Regions from separate parts of the Homo sapiens genome. Here region 2 is linked to region 1. Evidence: chromatin loops called from intact Hi-C (ENCODE). Cell type or tissue: endothelial cell of umbilical vein. All regions are shown on one strand. Links, peaks and the distances in the headings refer to the core of each region. The heading gives the core; the rest is flanking DNA. Region 1 overlaps MTAP (methylthioadenosine phosphorylase). Region 2 has its middle 150 kb from the start of CDKN2B.

Region 1 (11,499 bases), core at 2,291-10,290:
AGGGCCAAACCAGTCTTTGGCACCCAGATACAGGGCATTCTGGAGGGCTCCTGCAGTGTACCATGGCTCCCCTGGGCAGCCTCCCAGCTTTCATTCTGGGAGATTAAAAATAAGACTTGGCCAGGCGCGGTGGCTCATGCCTGTAATCCCAACACTTTGGGAGGCCCAGCTGGGCAGATTACCTGAGCTCAGAAGTTCAAGACCAGCCTGGGCAACATGGTGAAACCCCATTTCTACAAAAAATACAAAAATTAGCCAGGCACGGTGCTGCACGCATGTAATCCCAGCTACTCAGGAGGCCAAGGTGGGCGAATCTCTTGAGCCCAGGAGGCAGAGGTTGCAGTGAGCAGAGACTGCGCCATTGCACTCCAGCCTGGGCGACAGAGTAAGATCCTGTCTCAAAATAATAATAATAATAACAACAACTTGTTAATCATGGTTGCTGTGACAAGGAGGGGATATGGTCCCATTGTAGGTTGGTAGTGAGCTATCAACATAATGATATTAAGGGAGATGGACAAGTCATGGTTTGTAGACTGTGGAATATGGGCCTTTACACTCCCTGCTTTGCTGTCTTGAGTGTGGCCTGCAAGGGCCTTCAGCCTGAGAGTCCTTGTGTGGCTATCTGAAACTGAGGACAACCTGCAGGCCCCAGTTGAAAATCACATGACCAACAAGCCTTCATTTTTTTTGCCTAGGGACACAAGGGCATTTTGGGCAGGACAATTATTTCTTTTGTAGGACTGTCCCAAGCATTGCAGGACATGGAGTACAACCCTTAACCTCCTCCACAGAAATGCCAGTAGCACTCCCCCTAGTCATGACAGCCAGAAATAGCCCTGTTTCCAGATACCCCCAGGAGAGCTGTTTGACATTTAGTTGAGGACCCCAAGGCTAAATCCCAAAAAAGACTACCTGCTGAAGAGAGGTAGGAGCAGCCAGGTTTTGTACTGCTCAGCAGAGTAAAAGGAGGAAATAAGGGCTTTTTTTGTTGCTTTGAGGAAGTTTATTTTGATTTTTTATTTTTGCCAGGAGTGGTAGGGTATACAGAAACAGAGACTGATGGTAATACATTATTTCATTTTATTCTCTTGATAATTTTATGGATTAGTAAAAATCTTACCCTATAGGTACAGCTGAGGAAGCAGTTAAGGAAAATGTTTGTATGCAGTGGATTCTGGATCCTCACCTGTGGTTGTAGTCATGGCATTCCAGCCTGTGCCTCAAAAGCATCTAAAGCAGTGGTTCTCAAAGCGTGTCATGCATTCATATCACCTGGTCATTTGCTAGAAATGCAAGTTCATAGGCCCCACCCCAGTCCCAGTGAATCAGAAACTCTGGGGCTGGGGCCCAGCAATCTAGGTTTTGACAAGCCTTAGAATATTCAGATGTCCACCGAAGTTTGACAGCCACTGACCTAGAGAGCTTTGGAAAGGGTGGCCATCTACATTTTTAACAAGTTCTTCCCTTAGTGTTATAGTTTCCTGTTGCTGCTATAACAATTTTCACAAATGGAGTGGCTTAAGACAACACACATGAGGCCGGGCATGGTGGCTCATGCCTGTAATCATAGCACTTTGGGAGGCTGAGGTGGATAGACTGCTTGAGCTCAGGCGTTCAAGACCAGCCTGGGCAGCATGGTGAAACCTCATCTCTGCAAAAAAAAAAAACAAAAAAATTAGCCAGGCGTGGCGGTGCACGCTTGTAGTTCAGCTCCTTGGGGGCTGAGGTAGGAGGGTCACTTGAACCCAGGAGGTTGAGGCTGCAGTGAGCTGAGATTTCACCACTGCACTCCAGCAGCCTGGGTGACAAAGTGAGACTCTGTTTCCAAAAAAAAAAAAAACACACACACACACACACAAACGTATTCTCTTACAGTTCTGGAGTCCACAAATCCAAAATGAGTCTTACAGGGCTAAAATTAACATGTGTATCGGGCTGGTTCCTCTTAGAAAAACCATTTCCTTGCCTTTTTCAGTCTTCTGAACCTGTAGAACCATGAGCTAAATAAGCCTCTTTTCTTTATAAATTACCCTATCTCAGGTATTCTGTTATAGCAGCAGAAAACAGACTAAGAAAAATGTTGTGCTTGTAAGAGATTGGGACACGGACACATACAGAGGGAAGACCATGTGAAGACACATGGAGAACGCTGCCATCTACAAGCCAAGGAGACTGACCTTAGAAGAAATCAATCCCAATCTCACCTTAATGTTGGACTTCTAGCCTCCAGAACTGTGAGAAGATAAGTTTCTCTTGCTTATGGGGAAAACCTATTTCCTTGCCTTTTTCAGCTTCTGGAGGCACCAGCACTTCTTGGCCCATGGCCCCACATCATGTCCCCTTTTCTCTCCCTCTGCTTCTATCATTATATCACTTTCTTCCTCATTTGACCTTCTTGCCTCCTTGTGATTTCATTTAGGTCCCACCCAGGTAATCTAGGATAATCTCCCCATCTCAAGATCCTGGATTTAATCATATTTGAGGTAACATTCCCAGGTTCTGGGAATTAGGATGTAGCTAGGATCTCTTGGGACAGGGGCATTGTTCAGCTTGCCACACTCAGCCCACGTTTTAAAAATTTATGGTCTAGGGGCCGGGCGCGGTGGCTCATGCCTGTAATCCCAGCACTTTGGGAGGCTGAGGCGGGCGGATCACAAGATCCGAAGATTGAGACCATCCTGGCTAACATGGTGAAACCCCGTCTCTACTAAAAATACAAAAAATTAGCCGGGCACGGTGGCAGCCTCCTGTCATCCCAGCTACTTGGGAGACTAAGGCAGGAGAATGGTGTGAAACTGGGAGGCGGAGCTTGCAGTGAGCCGAGATCGCACCACTGCACTCCAGCCTGGGCGACAGAGTGAGACTCCGTCTCAAAAAAAAAAAAAAGAAAGAAATTTATGGTCTAGGCCCTAGAGCAGGTTGCTTAGTTCTGAGGGCACTTTAGAACCACCTGCGGAGCTTTAAAAACAAACTACGCCTTGCCCAACTAATCAGAATCCCTGAGGCCTGGGCTTTGGTATTGAAAGCTAGAGAAGGGGAATGTCCTAGTATCCAGCAGCTGGTTCAGGAGGGTGGGTGGCTCCCACTGTTGCTCCACAGGCAAAGGAGAGCTCTAACAAAGTATGCATTAGGGAGAGTCCTCCTCTAAAAATATCTGGCCATTTCAGCAGGTGAAGTGTGTCTTTAAGAGGGTGTCTGCCCTTTAGACTGATATCTGTACTTCTCAAGGGGCATTTGCTCAAATAAAAACCATGGATGTTTTGAGCGCTTGCATCATCCAAGCTTCTCTGACTAAAATATAGAGTCACTGTATTAGTTCGCTAGGCCTGCTATAACAAAGCACTACAGAATGGGTAGCTTATGCAACAGAAGCATTATCTCCTCACAGCGCTGGAGGTTAGAAGTCCAAGATCAAGGTGAGATCAAGGTGGATTTCTTGTAAGGTCAGTCTGCTTGGCTTGTACATGGCAATGTTCTCCATTTGTCTTCACAGGGTCTTCCCTCTGTATGTGGTTATATCCCAATCTCTTGTAAGGACAACAGTTTTCTTAGTCTGTTTTCTGTTGCTATAACAGAATACCTGAGACAGGGTAATTTATAAAGAGAAGAGGTTTATTTAAAAGAAATGAAAGGGAGACGAGGGAGATAGGAAAAGGAAACAAAAAAGAGACAAACTTTGCTTCATAACAACCCACTCTCACTGGAACTAATCCAACCCAATGAGAGCAAGAACACCCTCCCCTGGGACTGCATGAATCCCTTAATTGGGGTGGATTATTACCATGGCTCATGACTCAAACTCCTCTTAAAGGTACTACCTCCCAGCATCACTATATTTGGGGACCAAGCCTCAACATGAGTTTTGAAGATGACCACATTCAAACCATAACATGAGGTATACTGCATTAGGGCCCATCCCAGTGACCTCATTTGATCTGAATTACCTCTTTAAAAACGGCAAATACAGTCACATTCTGAGGTACTGAGAGTTGGAACTTCAACCTATGAACTTAGGGGAGATACAATTCCATCCATAACCATTACCTACAAGGGTGGCCTACAGAGGGGGTGTCTTGTCAGAGATGGAGACCCCAGCTATCCCTGTGGACCCTATTGCAGGTTTTTAACAGTCCTCACAGCCTGAGACAGTTGGTTGCTCCCTCTCATACAGCTAGGCTTCCAGGATTTTGCAAGGCCCTGACAGGCCTCAAAGCCATGTCAGCCTAATAATGAGGGCCTCCGTCTGCTGTGCTTGCCAAAATTGTTATGGCAACCAGAGCTAAAGGACTGCAGTGCTCAGATCGGGCTGTGCCAGCTCCAGCTCTGGCTCGCTTACCTTATCGTGAGCTTGAGGCACTCAGAGGCAGCCCATCTCCCTGGCATGAGCTAGTCTCAACCGCTTGGGGTGATGGTATTTTGAAAATGCCATTATAGAGTGCTGGGTTCCTTACGGCAGTGTGCCCAGGCCTCAAAGTGATGGTGAATGGTTTCTGGGACAAAGAAGGGTTGGTAAAATCTCCTGTAGCCAGGTACTAGAAGAAATAGACAGAGTAGGGGTTACTATGCACCCTTTCCACATTGCTAGAAGTAACTGTTCTGACCAGGTGAACTGGTATTTGGATAAATGCTTTCACAGTCTCAGAGAAGTCAGACCCTTGGATTGATTTGCTCTTGAACAAAAAAATTTTTTTTTTCACTGTGAAAATGCTTTCTTTGGGGTGTCTTTAGAACATGTGATGTCAAGACACAACAGCAAGCGCACATACACTAAGACATGGCTGTCATAGAACAGATTGTGCGTGAATAAAGGGTTCACACCACTTCCACCCTTTACACAGTAACAGAAGGCTCTAGGCCACCTACCTCCTCCTTGGCTCACTCAAACTCTTCCTCCTCAGCCGTGGCCTCCTGCTACTGCTGGTACTCAGACACCAGGTCGTTCATGTTGCTTTCAGCCTCGGTGAATTCCATCTCATCCATGCCCTCGCCCGTGTACCAGTACAGGAAAGCTTTGCACCGAAGTATACCTGTGAACTGCTCTGAGATGCCCTTGATCAGATCCTAGATAGCAGTGTTGTTGCCAGTGAAGGTGGCCGGACATCTTTAGCCCTGAGGGTGGGAAGTCACACACAGCTGTTTTTATATCTTGGGGGATCCAACCAACAAAGTAGCTGCTGTTCATATTTTGGGCATTAAGCATGTGCATGTCCACCTCCTTCATGGACATGTGGCCCCTGAACATGGCAGCTACCATTACGTAGCAACCATGGCAGAGGTTGCAGGCAGCCATCATATTCTTGGCATCAAAGAACTGCCAAGTGGGCTCACGCACCATGAGGGCCCAGTACTGCTGGTTGTCCCAGCTGGTCAGCAGGGGGAAGCCATACATGAAGTGCAGGTGGGGGAACAGGACCATGTTTGCGGCCAGCTTCTGCAAGTCAGCATTGAGTTGGCCAGGGAAATGCAGACAGATGGTGACCCCACTCATGGCTGCAGACACCAGGTGGTTCAAGTCACTGTAGGTAGGTGTGGGCAGCTTTAGGGTTCTGAGGCAGATGTCATAGAGAGCTTTATTTATTATCATTGCAGAAGGTCTAGTTTTGAGAAGTTTGGTTTGATGGTCAGTCCGTGGAAAAGTGTGGCATGAGCCACTAGCTTTTAAAATCTGTCAAGGACCTTGATTGACTCCCTATTTCAGAACTCTATCTTGTGTAATAAAGAAGTCCTGGCTGGGCAGAAATTCCATCTCAGGTCTTGAACACATTTCCTACACAGTCTAGAATTAACTGGACTGAGGACTGACGCTTCCTGCCCAGGAGGCCTGGCAAGGTCTTGTCATTGTTTCCTGAGGGTGGATGAGGTCATTAAGAAAGAGTTTTCCTCCCCTCTGAGATGATTCACTCAGATACCTGGAGTCACTGTTTCTGTGCTTGTTCTGTGACCTTCGTCATGAACTTGACCTCTCTGAGCATGTTGTCTCATAACATGGAGACAAATAACTTTTCTAATAAGGTATAATGTTATGGAGGACTCCAGGGGATATTGGGAGAGGGCACATCATAGTGGTTAAGCCTGAAAGACCTAGATTTGTATCCCAGCTTTGCTCCTTATGATTGGCCCCTGGACGAGGTTTTTAATTTTTGTGCTTCTCTTTCTTCGTTTGTAAAACGGGTAACATTCTATAGGGCCCATCTTATGGTCCTGATGATGAAATAAGGTAAGGCCACTGAAGCACTTAGCACAGTGCCTTTAACATGTAAGTCCACAGACACAGTTACTTTATAACTAAGGCAGTACTGAGTTGACACAAACTTAGAGACTCAAAGGAATGTGGATAGAATTGGGCCATCAGTGCTTGGGTACTTCATCCCAGTTGTACTTTGCTGTGGAGCCAGCAGGTGGCGACATTGGCCACATCTTGGCCCTGCTGGCCTCCATCTTAGAGGTCCAGTTTCCTGGGATGGCGGGACTCAGTTGCTACACTTGTCCCTGTATCCCTCGCACAATGTAGGTTTCCGTAAACAACTGGACCTAGTAAAGTGACTGGATGGGCTTGCCTGCAGATCATTCCAGAGCAGTAGCCACTCTTGCTTTCATGTCCAGGGCTACTACATGTTCCTTGCTGAGGGCTGAGTTGCCAGCTACCTGGTGCAGAGTCATTATGCAGCCAGGTGGTGCAGACTGAAGCTTGGGGTTGCTGAGAGTGAGCTCAGGGGCTCTGAAATTCAGCGGGACACCTGGTTAGCATTTCTCAACAACTGCTACAATGCTGGGCAAGTTCACCTAAACTCAGAGGGTGGCTCCAAACAAAGCCCAACTCGATTTGTGTATTTGATCCCGAGCATCCAGTGTTGAATCCAGAATCTGAGATGCCCTGGCTCAGGGAACACCCAGAAACAGCCAGGCCAAAGTGGTGATAAGTTAAAAAGCTAGTAGCTGAATCCCCAGGGAGCTGGCTGAGAGTAATTTCAGAGTCAGCAGTTCATATCTGTGTCCCAGGTGAGGATATGGGCTGGATGGTTTCTTAGCCTCCTCATGACCTGTGGTGCTTCAGAGGTCCACGGAATGAAGGATAAGATGGAGAAGCCAGGCTAAGGAAGGATTGGGATTTCCTAAAACAGTATGAATTTTTGTTATTTTCTATTGAAGTGCCGTAATTTAAATGTATTGACTTAAGTGAACACTTCTGTTGATTTGAAAGCTATAATACTGGTTACTCTTTGTTCGTTGACATAAAAGTATGTTAACCTGCTGTGGTTTTAATAATATACCTCCACAAGATGGCGCCAACATCAAAGCCTGGCTTTGCCACTTAAGGAAATTGTGGTGGACAGTCACAAATTATGTAACCATGTCATGGGAAACAGGCAGAGTTCTTCAGTAAAAACCTCACTAAATTGTCCTTATTTTCTTGTTTGTTTTTTGTTGTTGTTGCTTTTTTTGTGTGTGTGTTTTGTTTTTTTCAGGAAACTGAGCCAGAAAGGTAACCATTTTTTTACGTGTTGATAGGACTCAACTTGTGTAACCTGACCTGAAAATTATTTAATGCAGATGTTCACTGAATTCTTAATCCTGGAATTTTTTTCTTGAGGCCTACTTTATTTTATTTAGTTACCCTTGTGACAATAGATTTAAAGCTTTTCATTGAAAAACAACAATGCTCAGGTCACTTCGCATTAATTAGGTTTCTAATAAAGTTAGCCTGGCACTGTTTACTCTCTAGGAGGTACCAGCCCAAGGAAATTTCCCTAATGATTTGTTACTTATTTTTAGTTTTAACAGTTTAGTTAATTTTTATTTATTTTTGTAATTGTTCTTGTTTGTCTTTCTTAATCATCAAATTAGATCAACTCTCAGAGGATAGTGCTAGGTTTCTTTAACTCAGACAAGGACTTTCAAGATAATCTCTGAAAAATGCAATACAATGCATGAACTTAAAAAAAACTTATAACTACCTTTTGAATTATTTATATTTGCATAAATGTATTTACTGAGTAATATACATGAGTATGCTATATGTATATTTACAACATGTAAATATGAATTTGCATACATATATGAATGATTGTTTTCATAAATGTATATGCGGGTAACTTTTCATGCAATTTCAGTCTCCTCTGTCTGCATTCTCTCCTAGCTCTGTGATTCTAATGGCGTGGGAAAGATAATCTCTCATTTCTTTATCAAATAGAACAGTGAGGAGAAATCAATACCAAATGGAATACCTAATATTTTATATCCCAGCAGTCTTCTGAACATTGTTTATTCTATAGTCCATTTGACAGAGAAACAAAATTGATCAGAAGGTACTTTCCACTACCATACTTGCCTACTTTTAGGTTTGATTTTCTACCTTGAGTTGGTTAAAATACCTCTCTATGCTGACTTGTAATTCAGACAGTCAGAAGTAAATGTGATGTAGTCCAAAAAGGTGCCCTACGTTTTGGTTACTTATAGAATATAGAAGGCCTTCAAATGTTTGTTGATTTTTATGGAAGGCTTTGAAATATTTGTTGATTGATGTTCAGTAATTTTCAGATTTCAAAAAAATAACTAGGGCTTGGCAGGAATGGAGAAGAGCATATGAATAAATGAATTTGCTTAGAATCTTATTTCTAATAAAAATTACCAAATACAATAATCTTCTCTGTCTTTTTCTCTCTTAGATTGGAATAATTGGTGGAACAGGCCTGGATGATCCAGAAATTTTAGAAGGAAGAACTGAAAAATATGTGGATACTCCATTTGGCAAGGTTAATATCCAACTTGTGGAGACATGTTTTTTAGTTTTTTCATTTCTCCTTGCTGGCTTGATTTTTGAATTAAAAAAAAAAAAAAGAATTGCTTTTGTTTTGGCAGCCCAGGGCTGTCTGCTCCCAGCAGAGAGGGCCAGAAGTTCTGCTGTTGGGTTCCATCAGCTGAGAAGGTGTCTGATGGGCGCCTCACACTTTGATGTTTTGAGAAAATGGCTACTTAGTATGTAAATCACTTCTCATTCTGTTGCTGGAAATCAGATACTCATTTCAGACCACAGACTCATTTCAGACTGTACTTTTCAAATCTACATTCAAATCTTCTAATTTGTGGCCAATAGGTCACACCACACTAATTAGGGGACAGGCTGATGACTAATAGGATGAATTATTGTTACGAAGCGGCATTTGAGTGGAAAGAATTGTTTTGGGGAATTAGAACATACCTGATGTTAGTTGAATGTGTAACTGAGCTAGAAATAAAATGCTCCTCCTTTTATAGGAGAGGTTGCTTGTTCTCCAAGCCCATGTCACTCAGCCTAGGCCGGGGTGAGGGTGTCTGCATTCTCCTAATTCCATATTGCTACGTCCTCTGGTCCATCTGTAAGATCTCTCTATCTGGCTGTCCCAACCAAACCCTCCTTTTCAGCTAAATTCTTAGGTTGACCTTGTGTGCTCCCAGTCCTGCAGTCATCCTGGTTCATTTTCTTAAACCCCTCGGTTCTAAGGGTCTTTCCAGCCTTTGTTACCTCAAGTCATTTCCATGATCATCTTAGACCTGGTTAACACAAGCAGACATTTCCAGTGCTGAATTCTTAGTGTCATGATGGTGGCTTGTTATCCTTTCTGCCTTTCACCTTCACACCTGTTCTCAAACCTGCCCAATAACCTTGACACATCTAAATTTGACCAGTCTACCATCAGAGTTCCCTGGGGTACTCGTTACAAATAGATCTGACTAAATGGTACCTACACAGGTGCCCATGGTAACCTTGAGTCCTGTGAATCTATGCCTGCAGAGGGATCAATAAGTAATTGATTAAATGATTATATTGATAATCAGATCTTGCCTCTTCTCTAAGTTGTATCCTCAGACTCTTCAGATTCCATGAGTCCTGTTGTGGTTGAACAATTATAATTTACATACCTGTTTTTAAATCACTGAGTTAAATGTCATTTTTTCATTGCATGCAGCCATCTGATGCCTTAATTTTGGGGAAGATAAAAAATGTTGATTGCGTCCTCCTTGCAAGGTATGGTATTTTAAGCTTTTTGGATGTTACTACTAAAGGATAATTTAAATTTAACTTAAATTCTGGAAAGAGTAAAGATACAGGTCTGAGCTTTTATATGTTGGCAGAATCAGAACATCTTAGTAACCTTTATTTACAATGTTTTATTTTTGGTTAAGTTATATTGACTTAGGAGATCAAAGATCTCATGCTCTTGCCCCTTACATTGGGAAAGTAGATCAGATGACTAAAATCAAAGCTCTGGTTTTAGTTCTAACTGCAAGAAGAAATGTTTTGTTCATTTTTTTCCCCCTTCTTATAAAGATAAAGAAAAACAATGCATCATTAATGACCTCTTGCTGGTAGTAGTTATATGTCTGTGGGAAGTAGGCTTAGGGCTTCTGAAGTGGGTTACTTGTGTCTGTGCTGTTGTTTCCTTAAGGAGGCTGGTGCTGCTCCATATTACAGAGGAGGCCAAGTCATTTTTATCCCATTGTTAGAAGTTAGTCAAGATATATGTATGAGTTCTCTACTGTTGTGTAACAAATTACCACAAATTTAGCAGCTTAAAATAGCACACATCATCTCCTAGTTCCTGTTGGTCAGAAGTCTGGCACAGCTTAGCCAGTCCTCTGCTTGGGGTTGCACAAGGCCCCACAAGGCATATTCAAGGACTGAGTCCCCATCTGGAGCTTGAGGTCCTTGTTCAAGCTCGTGTAGTTGTAGGAGAATTCACTCCCTAGAAGTTACAGGGCGGAGGCCTTTGGCTCCTAGAGGTGGTTCACATTCCCTGCCGTGTGGCCTGCTCCACAGGCTGTTCACTTGACTGCAGCTTGCTTCTTGCTATTAGGATATGGCAAAGGTGCTAGAAGTCACCTCCATGGTTAAGCTGTACCTTGCAAGCATGCAGGAGTCCGGCAGGAGAATCTCCTATGCATGCTTGCAAGGTAGAGCCTAATCGTGGGAGTGACTTATAGCACGTTTACCATTTTTCTATTGGCTGAATGCAAGTCCCAGGTTCACTGATCCTTTATACAGAGCATGACAGTGGGGTCCTCACTAGGGTCTGTCTGCCACTCTACATATTTGAAACAGGAGTGGCTTCTCAGAATCCAGTGAACCTAAATTTTAGTTTTAGTTGCTCACTGGACTGGGTTCTAGGAGACCCCCTGTGTTAGTCTGTGGTCATTGCTAGAGAATCACTTAATTTTTTCTAGACTCTAGGAGAAAACAGTTGGTGGTGTACTCATCACGGGTTAACAATTTCTTCTCTCCTTCCATAGGCATGGAAGGCAGCACACCATCATGCCTTCAAAGGTCAACTACCAGGCGAACATCTGGGCTTTGAAGGAAGAGGGCTGTACACATGTCATAGTGACCACAGCTTGTGGCTCCTTGAGGGAGGAGATTCAGCCCGGCGATATTGTCATTATTGATCAGTTCATTGACAGGTAAGCAGTCATACAAAATGCTTTAGGCTATTGTAGCTGGTCATTTTCAGCTCAAATGGA
Region 2 (11,499 bases), core at 2,078-10,077, 350 kb after region 1:
GATGGCTGGGCGTGGTGGCTCACGCCTGTATTCCCAGCACTTGGGAGGCCGAGGTGGGCGAATCACGAGGTCAGGAGATCGAGACCATCCTGGCTAACATGGTGAAACCCTGTCTCTACTAAAAATACAAAAAATTAGCTGGGTGTGGTGGCAGGTGCCTGCAGTCCCAGCTACTCGGGAGGCTGAGGCAGGAGAATGGCGTGAACCTGAAAGGTGGAGCTTGCAGTGAGCCAAGATCTCACCAGTGCACTCCAGCCTGGGTGACAGAGCGAGACTCCGTCTCAAAAAAAAGAAAGAAATTTCTGTTTTTTATAAGCCACCCAGTCTATGGTACTTTGTTATAGCTGCCTGAATGGACTAAGACACAATGTGAAAGTACATTATCTTCTTTTTGATTCTCAAGTTACCACCTTTTCTCAAACGACCACCAACTCTCTCTGGACTTCTGAAATATTCTTGTAACTGGTCTCTCTGCTTCCATTCTTGTACCTTTAAACCTTAGTATTCCACAGTAGCCTAAGAGGTCTTAGGGTATATAAACAAAATGACGTTAATTTCCTGCATCTAATCATTCAATAGCTTCCCATTGCACTAAAGTGGAACCCTTTCTTTAGAGTCCTTGCCATGATCAATAAGGTCTCCTCTCCTACAAGGTATGGGCACTGCCTACTACTCTGACCTCATTTATTACACTCTTCCCTGCCTTAACATATGCCAAAAGTATTCGACCTTTCCCCCAATTCTCAAACACTGCAAAAAACCCTCCAAAGGCCTACTACTTTACAGTTGCTCTATCTTCTTCCTCGAATGCCCTCCTTATCTTTATAGATGGCTCCTTCTTTTAAGTTCTTAGTAAAAATATCATCTCCTTAGAGGGACCTTCACCCCCTCAGTCACAACCTTGTTTTAAATTCCTCAGACCCTCATGATTATCTGAAATTATCTTATTATATTTCTTTCTTTGTTGTTTAATGTTTCTCTCTGTCACAAAGCAATACATTTTTTTTTAAAGCAGGAATGGGCTATATATTCTTCATTTTGTTGACCTCTAGGAGCTGCATCAGTTGGGGTCCCCTGCCTCTGCCCTCCAGTTGAGTTCAGTTAAGTAAAGACCAGAGGATAAGAAAGAAGGCTACTGTGTGTTTCTACTGAGGGTTATAGCTCCTTTCAGGCAGTCCTCTTCTACAGCTTTTGGGTTCCATAACTATTTCTTCTCCTTGATGATCTCCGGTAATTCAACTTGGCTCCTTGTTTTCTCTTTCTGTCCTCCTCACTGTTGCTAGCCTTAGGGTGCTTCAGTTTCCCTTAACGCAGTTCACATCTTTTAAAAACAGACTCTTCATTAAATTCTCTTTAATGATTTGTTTCAAGTATGACAAATCTGTCTTTCTGGGACCTTGAATTTTATTCTTCAAAATATTACCAGCCCTTAGCACAGAACCTGTTACATGGTGACGTTCAACACATATTTGTTGAATGAATGGATGAATTAATAGGCTCTTTTGCTCTTCATTCAGAATCTATTAAGCTATACACTCCCTCAGTATTTTAAACCCAAAATTCAGTTTTTAAAAACTAAACTTCTTGAGAGCATAGTCTATCTATATCTCTTTAAAATTTAGGCCTAAGACAGGACACTGCCCCACATTGAGTCCCACACAACAACCTGTGAGTCTGGCTCCCCAGGAGGGCCCCCAGACAGCTCCCAGGCACTTCATAGGCAAAGCCTGTCCCCCCCACTCAGGATTCCCAAGGTCTGGGGTCCCGCTCACCCCGCTTTCCTCTCATGCCCAGCCTGACCCCAGGTTTCAGCTGGGAGAGGCCACTTCCCTTAGCCAAGGAAAACGAGAACCCCCAGGGTACAGGAGGAAGCTGGGACAGGTCCCCTTGGGTGTCACTCCCTCACCCCCTGCCCAGGCCCACTCCCACTGGTGCTGGAGTACGCACTGGTGGGGGGACCCTGCTCAGCCCAGCCTGGAGGGCCCCAGTGTCACCACAACCAGGGGCACGGCAACATCATTGATGGGTTCTGCAGCCCAGGGCCCCCGATGCGGGGTCAGAGTGTGTGGGGCACAGGGCCCCCGATGCGGGGTCAGTGTGTGGGGGTGCAGGGCCCCCGATGTGGGGTCAGTGGGGGTGGGGCGCAGGGTCCCCGATGCGGGGTCAGAGTGTGTGGGGCACAGGGCCCCCGATGCGGGGTCAGTGTGTGGGGGTGCAGGGCCCCCGATGCGGGGTCAGTGGGGGTGGGGCGCAGGGTCCCCGATGCGGGGTCAGAGTGTGTGGGGCGCAGGGCCCCCGATGCGGGGTCAGTGGGGGTGGGGCGCAGGGTCCCCGATGCGGGGTCAGAGTGTGTGGGGCGCAGGGCCCCCGATGCGGGGTCAGATTGTGTGGAGCGCAGGGCCCCCTCGTGTCCAGGGCACTTTGGTACACTGTCCCACAAGGCACCTGTCTCAGAGGAGGGGTCCTGGCAGGCAGTGTGGCAACTCCCTTCCAGAGCCCAGCTCCATGCTAACCTGCCCACAGCAACCCCACAGAGCCACATCCCCTGCTGCACCTGGCCTGCAGGAGTGTCCCAGGACAGGCCCAAGTCAGCCCAGCATGCAGCTGCCCTCCTACCCTGAAGAAGGGAGTGGGCTTTCCAGGGGACATAAGGATGCCAGGCCTGGACCTCCTGGGCAGGAAAGGGAGCAGGTCCTGAGGGCCTGTGCCCCACAGCCCCAGCACCAGGTGGACTGCAGCGCAGTGGGTGGGCCAGTGGCAGCTGGGGAGAAGCCCCCCGTCAGCAGGCTGGGGTCTGCCCACCAGGGCCTCCCCACGTCTGCCTTTGAGGGTGCCTGCCATGCCCTGGGGGATCCTGGTATCTTTACTGGACTGGAAGCAGGAGACAGAACAGTGTCTGTCCCGGGGTGACTTCATCAGGAGACCGCCCACATAGAGCTGGACCCCGCAGCTGAAGCGGAAATGTGAGACAGGCTGGCACCTCCGGAAAAACTGCCTTTCAGCCTTGGTGTTCCGTGCAAGGTGAAAAAAAATAGGTCCTCCAAGTTTACAGCTTGAAATCAGGCTACTGTGTGGCCCTGGAGACCACGAGGGGAGAATTTAAAGTGGCCCCGGCTGGCAGGGTCTAGGTGGCTGGCAGAGGCACATGCAGACCCTACCTGGAGCCCGCCCTAGGGACGCTGGGCAGGTCAGTCTCCGTGCAGGATGTGAGCAGCGTCCCTGGGCTCTATCCGCGAGGTGCCAGTAGCGTGTGCAGGTACATACACATGCGTGCACACTGTTATGACACCCAGAAATGTCTCAGGACGTCGAAATGTGTCCTTGGGAGCAGAAGTGTCCCCGGTTGAGAATCTGTCCCAGAGGAACACGACCACGACAGGCCTCAGGATTTTGTGTTGATCAAGTTCCAAGGAAAAGGAACATCTCGGCCAGGCGTGGTGGCTCACGCCTGGAATCCCAGCACTTGAGGCCAGGAGTTCGAGACCAGCCTGGGCAACGCAGTGAGAGACCCCCATCTCTACAAAAAAAAAAAAGAAAAAAAAAAGAAAGAAAGAAAGAAAAGAAAATGAGATCTCCAGGTTTAAAAATTCATAAACACCACAAGGAAACAATACACTATGAGATCCAGCAGAAGCAACAGATTGACTCTGTAGACCCAGATACTGGAATTATCAGAGAGAATATAAAGTAACAGTGTTTTATATATCTAAAGAAATAAAAGAGATTTCTGGAAAAAAAAATTTAGGCCTAAGAATTAGTGAAAATCCCAACATTAAGGAAGGGATTATATGTTCAGTTTTTGAAAGGATAATGTGTCATTTTTAATATTTGCTATTTCCTGGAATCTTAGTTCTAGGATACACCATAAATGTCTGCTTTTATAGGTGAAGAAACTGAGGGTGAGAACTGAAGAGGGATTTATCTGAAGACGTTATGGTAGTGGAACCAATTTTTACTTTAATGTTGTTGCTCTCTTGATGATATTAGATGGTTTCATCAATTACTAAGTAAATTCCCAAGATTTACCTCGAAGTCACATTACCCTATTAACTTATTCTCCAGTTGTACCAATTTGCCATTTCATTCTGGTAACAAAGCTCTCTTACTACAATTCAGAAAATATTTGGGAGGCAGCTGCCACTGAGCCCAGACTTTGACAAAATATCCTCCCACAGAGGCCCAGTTAAACTATGGATTGCACTGAGCATTCTGTCCTTAGGTGCTCTGGCCTCCCAGTAGATAGCGGATGCTGTGGTAATTTATCACAACCCTCTACCCCTCCGATTACCTGCCAGGTGACTCTTCACTCCTGGCTTCTGCAGCCTCTGCTCTCCCCAAGATCCAGCTCTCTCAGCCCCCCATCTAAGGTTGCACAGTTTAGGTACATGCTGAAATCACCAATACAGAATCGTTTTAAAATTCGAATTAATTGGCTGAGTGTTTTGTTAAGACCTGATTGTGGGCAAGAACTATTTGTTAAATACTCTAAATTCTTAGAACCCAGCCCAGTACTTGCTAGTCATCATTTAAATACATTGAATGATAGAGAAAATTCTTCTGATCACAAACCTTATACCAGCGTTGTCAAAATTATAATGATAAAGTAGCTCATTTTAAGCGCGTCCTGGGTTGGGAAACTTAACAATTTTAAAACTTGGAATAAATTCAATAAAATGACATAGTATGGTTACAATGTCTGTCTACAGAGTCAGGGCAAGAACAAAGAAAATTGAAAGAAGATTGTTTTAGTGTAGTAAAATTACTGGATAATTTTCATTTCCTTTGCTCTTTAAAGAATTATTTGTAAAGGGTATTTGAAATGAAAACAAGATTGGAGAAAAACAACTTGGAAGAAAATCATAGGCAAATAACAATAATGATTGAAGAGTTGTGAATAAGGAGAGTTAGGAATCAAGTGGTTCCAGGCTTGCAGAATCTGAAAGGAGCCTAGAGTGAGGAGGTTGATCTGTGAAGGATGATGATGATCTCCATTAAGGACCAGACAGGAGGCAATAGGCTTAAGCTGCAGTATGAGGGATTTAGATAAGAGAAAAGGAAAAATTTTCAGACAGTGAGGTTCATAGATACTGGAATGTGTAACTGAGGAAGCTTGTGGAATTTCCTTCTCTAGAAGTCTTTTAAAAATAGGGCAGTGTCTCATCTGCCTGAAGGATGGACTCTATTTGACCTCTCAAATTGTCTACTGAACTCAGAAGGTGAACCACACCTTAGATAAGAAAGAGAGCCTGAATGATCCTGGGTAGCTTGAGTAATAAAAGTAGGGTGAACAAGTCATATTTATTTTGATTTATATATGTCATATATGTAAATTATGTCTGCTATAATTCCTTTTTTTCTTTCAATTGAATGTTTTCATTTTTAAGGCCTAGAGATTAGAGTTCAAGTAAAGATATTATAGGAAAGCAAGGAAGAACTCTTTTATCTTACTGTAGAACAAATTTTTAGAGGAATAAAAGGAGAAAAGGATATATTGGACATATTTGATTTTGATTTCACTCCCTATTCTAAATAAAAAAAAATACACTGCCCTTTCTGTTAGCTTTAGTATTTTAAGGGTAAATTTCAAAAAGTTAATTTAGTGTAAGTGTTTCTCACGGTGTTTTTGGCAGAACCGGTATCCCAAACTGGAAGAGGTTCTCTGTATTTAATTTCCTCTCAGGAAGTTTACCGTCAGAAGTCCAAATGTGAGGTCAAGTTTTGGGTTGCCGGAAATGGTAATGTCCTTTACTGTCTGAACACCCAGACAACACTTAATGAAACATTCTACTTTGTGGACATTGAAAGAAATTAAAATGCTTTGTTTCCTCCTTTTTATGATTGGTGATTTCTGTATTCAGTCTTCTAAAACTCAGAAACAAGACTATGTGTAAGTAAGAGCATCTGCATTCTCAGGATCAAGTTATAACTGCAGATTTTCAGTTACAGGTGATATCCATCTTTTTTTTCCTTCCTAAAAATAAAAATGTACTTACTTCAGGCCAAAGGAGAGGCAAGCTTTAGAACTCATTAGCCTTCAAGAAAAACAATTCCAGAGCATTCTAAACCTGATTTCTTTCTAACTCTGTTTGAGTTGACCTGAGGACTTTTACAGGTTAAAGCAGTGAGTCATTATATCTCACATTCATACAGCTCTACATATTTGTCAAAGTGCTTACTCATCTAATATCTAATATGATCTTAATAAGAACCTTGTGAATGTCATTATCTTATAGATGAAAAAATGATATCTTCATAAGATACAGTTTGCTCAAGATCACAAAACTAGAAAATGTAGTTTGAACACTTCTGATTTCAAAGCCAGAGTCTTCTCCACTGCCCCATGCTGTACTGTTTTTGAGAATTTGTGATTTCCTGGTGTTGTATTATTTTTACCATTGATGAGATTTTTGCCTGTGATTTATCCTGAATCAAAATAGATACTGTGATATGATACTAAAGTAATTGTTACCAAACAAAAAGTTGTGCTAGCATTCTTATGAAGTACAGCACTAAAGATTTTCAAAACATTTTGTTATTTTTACATAATTGGTCATGTAAATTTCTGGTAGGACACTCCTTATGAGATTACAACCCATTCTAATTTATGCTAGCTATTTATTGTTAAGCAGTATGTTGTTTTTATTACAAAACCTCCTTTAATCATTGCATCAGTCTCTGGCAGAATATTAAAAACAACTCCCATAATCCCTGGCACTCTGTCCTGGGTGTCTTTGGGGGTACAGTGGCTTTATTTCCTTCCCTAATAGTTCGGAAGTTTGTTTAATACTGACTCAGAGGAAGCATTCTAGCTGAGTCCTCACATGGTCTTGTTTACAGCTCCGGAGTGTACATAATAGATAAGCTACTGACTTCCACAAGACCCCCACGCTTCCTGGGTGTGTGGGTGTGTGTGCTTGTGCTTGTGAATTAAGGTTGTGCAATCTCCCTGCTAGCTGCATCAGGTTGCAAAGTCATTTACTTCTCTAAAATATTCCTCTAGCCAGCCTGACTTGATAAACCAAAATCATTGTATTCCATGGTGGACATGCTGGTAACTCATGATAAACACTAAAAATCCTACGGGTTTATAACAAGATAAAACCTGATATTGGGGCAGGGTGTAGAGAAATTTGCCCAAGGAAATATTGTGAAATAAAGTTGCAAATGGCTATAGATGAATGCTTTTCTATCTATAGGATTTCTTTTCTTGATTGTAATTATAAATTCTTTTACTGGTTGTAAATATAATTATGATTCTTATGTTACCCAGTCTGTACCAAGAACTTTGTTAGGCCAACAACATCTTACTTGATTGTAGTAGTAACCTTAAAAGATAAATATAGGTATAATGCTTTTTCAGAAGAAAAACTGGAGAATTCAAACATGTTCTGCATTGCACAGATGGTAAATGAGTGATGAATAGGGTCCTTTGACTCCAAAGATCAACTAGGTTCTTTCCACATATCTCTCTTTGGTTCCCTTTTTTGATATGACTGTATGAAATATAATTGTATTTACATAAAGTGCAGTAGAGTTCATTAGAAAAACTATTTCTGAATCTTAGGGTTCAGACTAAAGGTGTTTGGAGGCTGATGATAGTGGGCTGCAAAGAGCTTCATGGTGGGCTGCGAATAGCTTCATCAAACCCTTGAATGTGTCAGGAAAGGCAGATTCAAGGCAGAAATGTCACATGGACCCCAGATAATTCTTGCCTGGAGGAAAAGAACATATACATAATTATGTGTGTAATCCATCTTGGACATAGTACTAAGGTGATTAAATTAATCATGATTGAGTGTTGAGTGTTAAAATCCAAATGCAAATATCCTTCAACCAACTTTTTGCACCAAAACTAAGTAGACTTTATCATCTCAAAATAGTGCTTACTAAATATAGTCACTCTTTGTAACTCTTAGTTTTAAAAACCATAATAATTGTTTCCCTCTGTTTTCTCTCCTGAGCTGCTACTGCTGCTGTTGCTGCTAAAATATAAGGTATACCATGTATCACTTTTGCAGAAGACAGCTTTGTTTTTGTAAAGTGCCTGGAATGGAGTTTGTGGGTATATTGATTGCAGGCACTGAAAGACCTAGATGAATATGTAAGAATGACCACAAGCCACCAGATGTGGGTGTATTTATCCGTTTGCCTCATTACTAAAAGGTTTTAGTTCCAAAAAATATCCAGAAGAATTTAGTTTTGGGGAACTAGAGAGGCAGGGGGAGTGGAATTAAATTTTTTGAATTTTTAAACAAGTAATTTGAGCTTCCAATTGATATATTGTAATTTCTTTGCATTGGAATACTGATTTCTTAAGGAGTAGTTGCAGAAAGATTTTCTTTAGAAATTAGAAATTGACAGCCAGGTGTGGTGGCTCATGCCTGTAATCCCAGCACTTCGGGAGGCCAAGACCAGTGGATCACAAGGTCAGGAGATCGAGACCATCCTGGCTAACACGGTGGAACCCTGTCTCTTCTAAAAATACAAAAAATTAGCCGGGCATGGTGGTGGGCGCCTGTAGTCCCAGCTACTTGGGAGGCTGAGGCAGGAGAATGGCGGGAACAGGGAGGCGGAGCTTGCAGTGAGCTGAGACTGCGCCACTGCACTCCAGCCTGGGCAACAGAGCGAGACTCTGTCTCAAAAAAAAAAAAAAAAAAAAAAGGAAATTAGAAATTGACTTTGAAATTCATTTATTATGTAAACAGGAAGATATTTTATTGCAAAGACAATTGGAAATTGGAAAGTGTAATTAGTTATTAAAACAGCAATTAAGACATTTTGTGGGCTTAGATATATGTGTGTGTTTGCCTTGGTGGCATGTGCTCTGCTCCATTTGCACATTAAATTATGCCCATATAGTTATATCTGGTATTCTGCTCCTTAAATAAGTCATTTAGTTTCATTGATAGAGGGTAAATGAAGTTCTTTTTCATTCTTTTCAGAGATAGCATAGGGTAGTGGTAAGGATATTTCGTTTTGGAGTCAGTCTGCTTGGATTAAAATCCAAGGTCACCTCCATTAAGCTTTGTAACCTTGGGCAAGTTAGTAAATCTGTGTCTCAGTTTCTTTATCTGAAAAATGGAGATAATACTGTTACTTATTTCACTGGGTTCTTATGATGATTAAGATGAAAAATTATGTAAAGATCTGGCATATAATAAGAGATCAAAATAGAAATTTTAAAACATTTAAATTATATATATAGTAGTATTTGCCTTTTTTGGTTTACAGTTCTGAGTTTTAATACATGCAAAGCTTATTGTAACCAACAAAACATCAACACAATAGGATACAGAAAAATTTCCACACTCCCCAAAATTCTTTTTGCCTCTTTATCTTCAGACATATCACCTCCCTTCCATTCCACCAAATCCTCGCTACAACTGATGTATTTTCTGTTCCTATAGTTTTGCTTCTTGAGACTGCCATAGAAATGGAATCATACCATATGTAATCTTTTGAGACCTAGTATAATGTCTTTGAAGTACAACCTGATTTTCTTAGGCTCTTATCTGAAGAGCTGATTTCACCACGGAAAAGGAATTAGAGGAGGTGTTTATTTTTATTTTTAATTTTTGATCAAGGGGAAGAAAAATAAAACTCAGATTAATATCATCCAAAAGGAGAGTTTGGATTTGTATGAGAATTATTTTTCAGCATTTCAAACTATCAAATAGGATGTATCTTCAAGAGGAAATTACTTTCTTGTCATTAAGTACAATGAAATATAAGCTAAAGAGCCACTTGGAATGCGAAATGCAGAAAAATTCTAGAGAGTCAAATATAAATTAAATGATATATATTTGATTCTAGAAAGTCAAATATAAATTAAGTGTTGATGATGGTGGTGTGTGGTGTGTGTGTGCTGCGGGTGGAGTGGGGGCAAAGTGTTGGAAGGTCACCAATAATCCCAAATAACCCATAAACATAACCAGAGTAGCTTAGTATCATCTGGGGGCAAGTTAGCTACTGTTGGGGGTCTTGGAGAAGACTTAGACCCTAATCATCTCCCAATGCACTACATGAGTAGGGAGGTTAAGAAGCAGCTATTATGAAAGGGGGAAGAGAGACCATGTCTTCACCAGGACCGGGAGAATGATGGCATGGGAGAGGGTGAGAAGTGAAGTAAGGGAAGGAGCTGAGCGGGTGGCTGCCTAGATAAAGCTGCAACTGGGGAGGAGTTGTATGTCAAAACAAAAACACTGCATATTTGATCCTTAATAAGGAAATAATTTTTATGATTTTTACCGCATAGTTTCCTAATTTATTTGTGTGTATATACATGTATACTAAAATGTGATATTAGATGTATAGATGTGTTTTTAACTCAACCCATCTTAAATTTGCAAATCAGTTAACTTGCTCCTGAAAAATTTAGAGTTTACCGTATCAGCCACGATTTTCTAGGCATGTACTAGGGTAATGTATATGCTATTTGATTTTTTCTTATTTTTAAAAAAATTTCAATAGTTTTGGGGGTACTGGTGGTTTTTGGTTACATGGATAAATTCTTTAGTGGTAAATTCTGAGATTTTAGTGTACGCTGTACCCAATATGCAGTCTTTTATCCCTCATTCCTCTACCAACCTCTTCCCCTACCCGCCAAATCCCCAAAGTCCATTATATCTCTCTGCATGTCTTTACATTCTCATAGCTTAGCTCCTGCTTATAAGTGAGAACATGGCCGGGCGCGGTGGCTCATGCCTGTAATCCCTCACTTTGGGAGGCTGAGGCGGACAGATCACGAGGTCAGGGGATCGAGACCATCCTGGCTAACACTGTGAAACCCCGTCTCTACTAAAAATACAAAAAATTAGCCGGGCGTGGTGGCGGGCACTTGTAGTCCCAGCTACTCAGGAGGCTGAGGCAGGAGAATGGCCTGAACCCGGGAGGCGGAGCTTGCAGTGAGCCGAGATGCCACCACTGCACTCCAGCCTGGGCAACAGAGCGAGACTCCATCTCAAGAAAAAAAAAAAAGTGAGAACACACGGTATTTGGTTTTTCATTTCTGAGTTACTTCACTTAGAATAATGGCCTCCGGTTCCATCCAAGTTGCTGCAAAACACTTTATTTTGTTTTTTTTTTTTTTTATGGCTGAGTAGTATTCCTTGGTGTGTATATATATCAAATTTTCTTTATCCACTAGTTGGTTGATGGGCACCTAGGTTGGTTAACTATCTTTGCAATTGCAAACTGTTATTTACAAGTATTACAATTGTAAGTAACAATTTGATTGCAATTATAATTATTATTTAATACTTGAGAGAAAACTCTTCGGGAGAAATTTTTTCCATTTCATAGATGAGGAAACTGAGGTTCTGAGAAGTGAAATGAGGTACCCAGAGACGTGCAGATCATAAAAGCAGGCAGAGACAGAATTTGTTCTCAGAAATGTCTGTTCATCTTCTGAGCCTACGCTCTTCTCTTTGCTGGGCTTTTGCTATTTTCTCTGCTTTTACATGGTGGTGAGAATGTAGGGTTTTGAGTCTTCTTTCTATT

What was found. Peaks named below come from ENCODE experiments on the same cell type or tissue, not always from the same donor. Only the 100,000 strongest peaks of a DNase experiment are listed, where the experiment ranks them.
Region 2: a loop joins it to region 1, with 10 times the contacts of the local background. A loop is called at or near these places in 2 of 110 quality-filtered maps.

Annotation. Positions count from the first base shown.
Region 1 is chr9:21,806,764-21,818,262 of GRCh38, forward strand. MTAP (methylthioadenosine phosphorylase) reads left to right here. Exons shown (of 8, transcript NM_002451.4): 2 at 8,670-8,756; 3 at 9,951-10,009; 4 at 11,272-11,439. It also overlaps the pseudogene TUBB8P1. Among named protein-coding and RNA genes, the nearest start is that of MTAP, 9.9 kb to the left of the region's middle. In endothelial cell of umbilical vein, for the core only: CTCF peaks have their summits at 6,400 (motif pointing right) and 7,270 (motif pointing right); DNase peaks (open chromatin) are centred at 5,788, 6,418 and 7,288; H3K27ac peaks cover 1,670 bases.
Region 2 is chr9:22,152,337-22,163,835 of GRCh38, forward strand. No RefSeq gene overlaps it. Among named protein-coding and RNA genes, the nearest start is that of CDKN2B, 150 kb to the left of the region's middle. In endothelial cell of umbilical vein, for the core only: no CTCF peak of the experiment used is centred there; DNase peaks (open chromatin) are centred at 6,145 and 6,775; H3K27ac peaks cover 2,343 bases.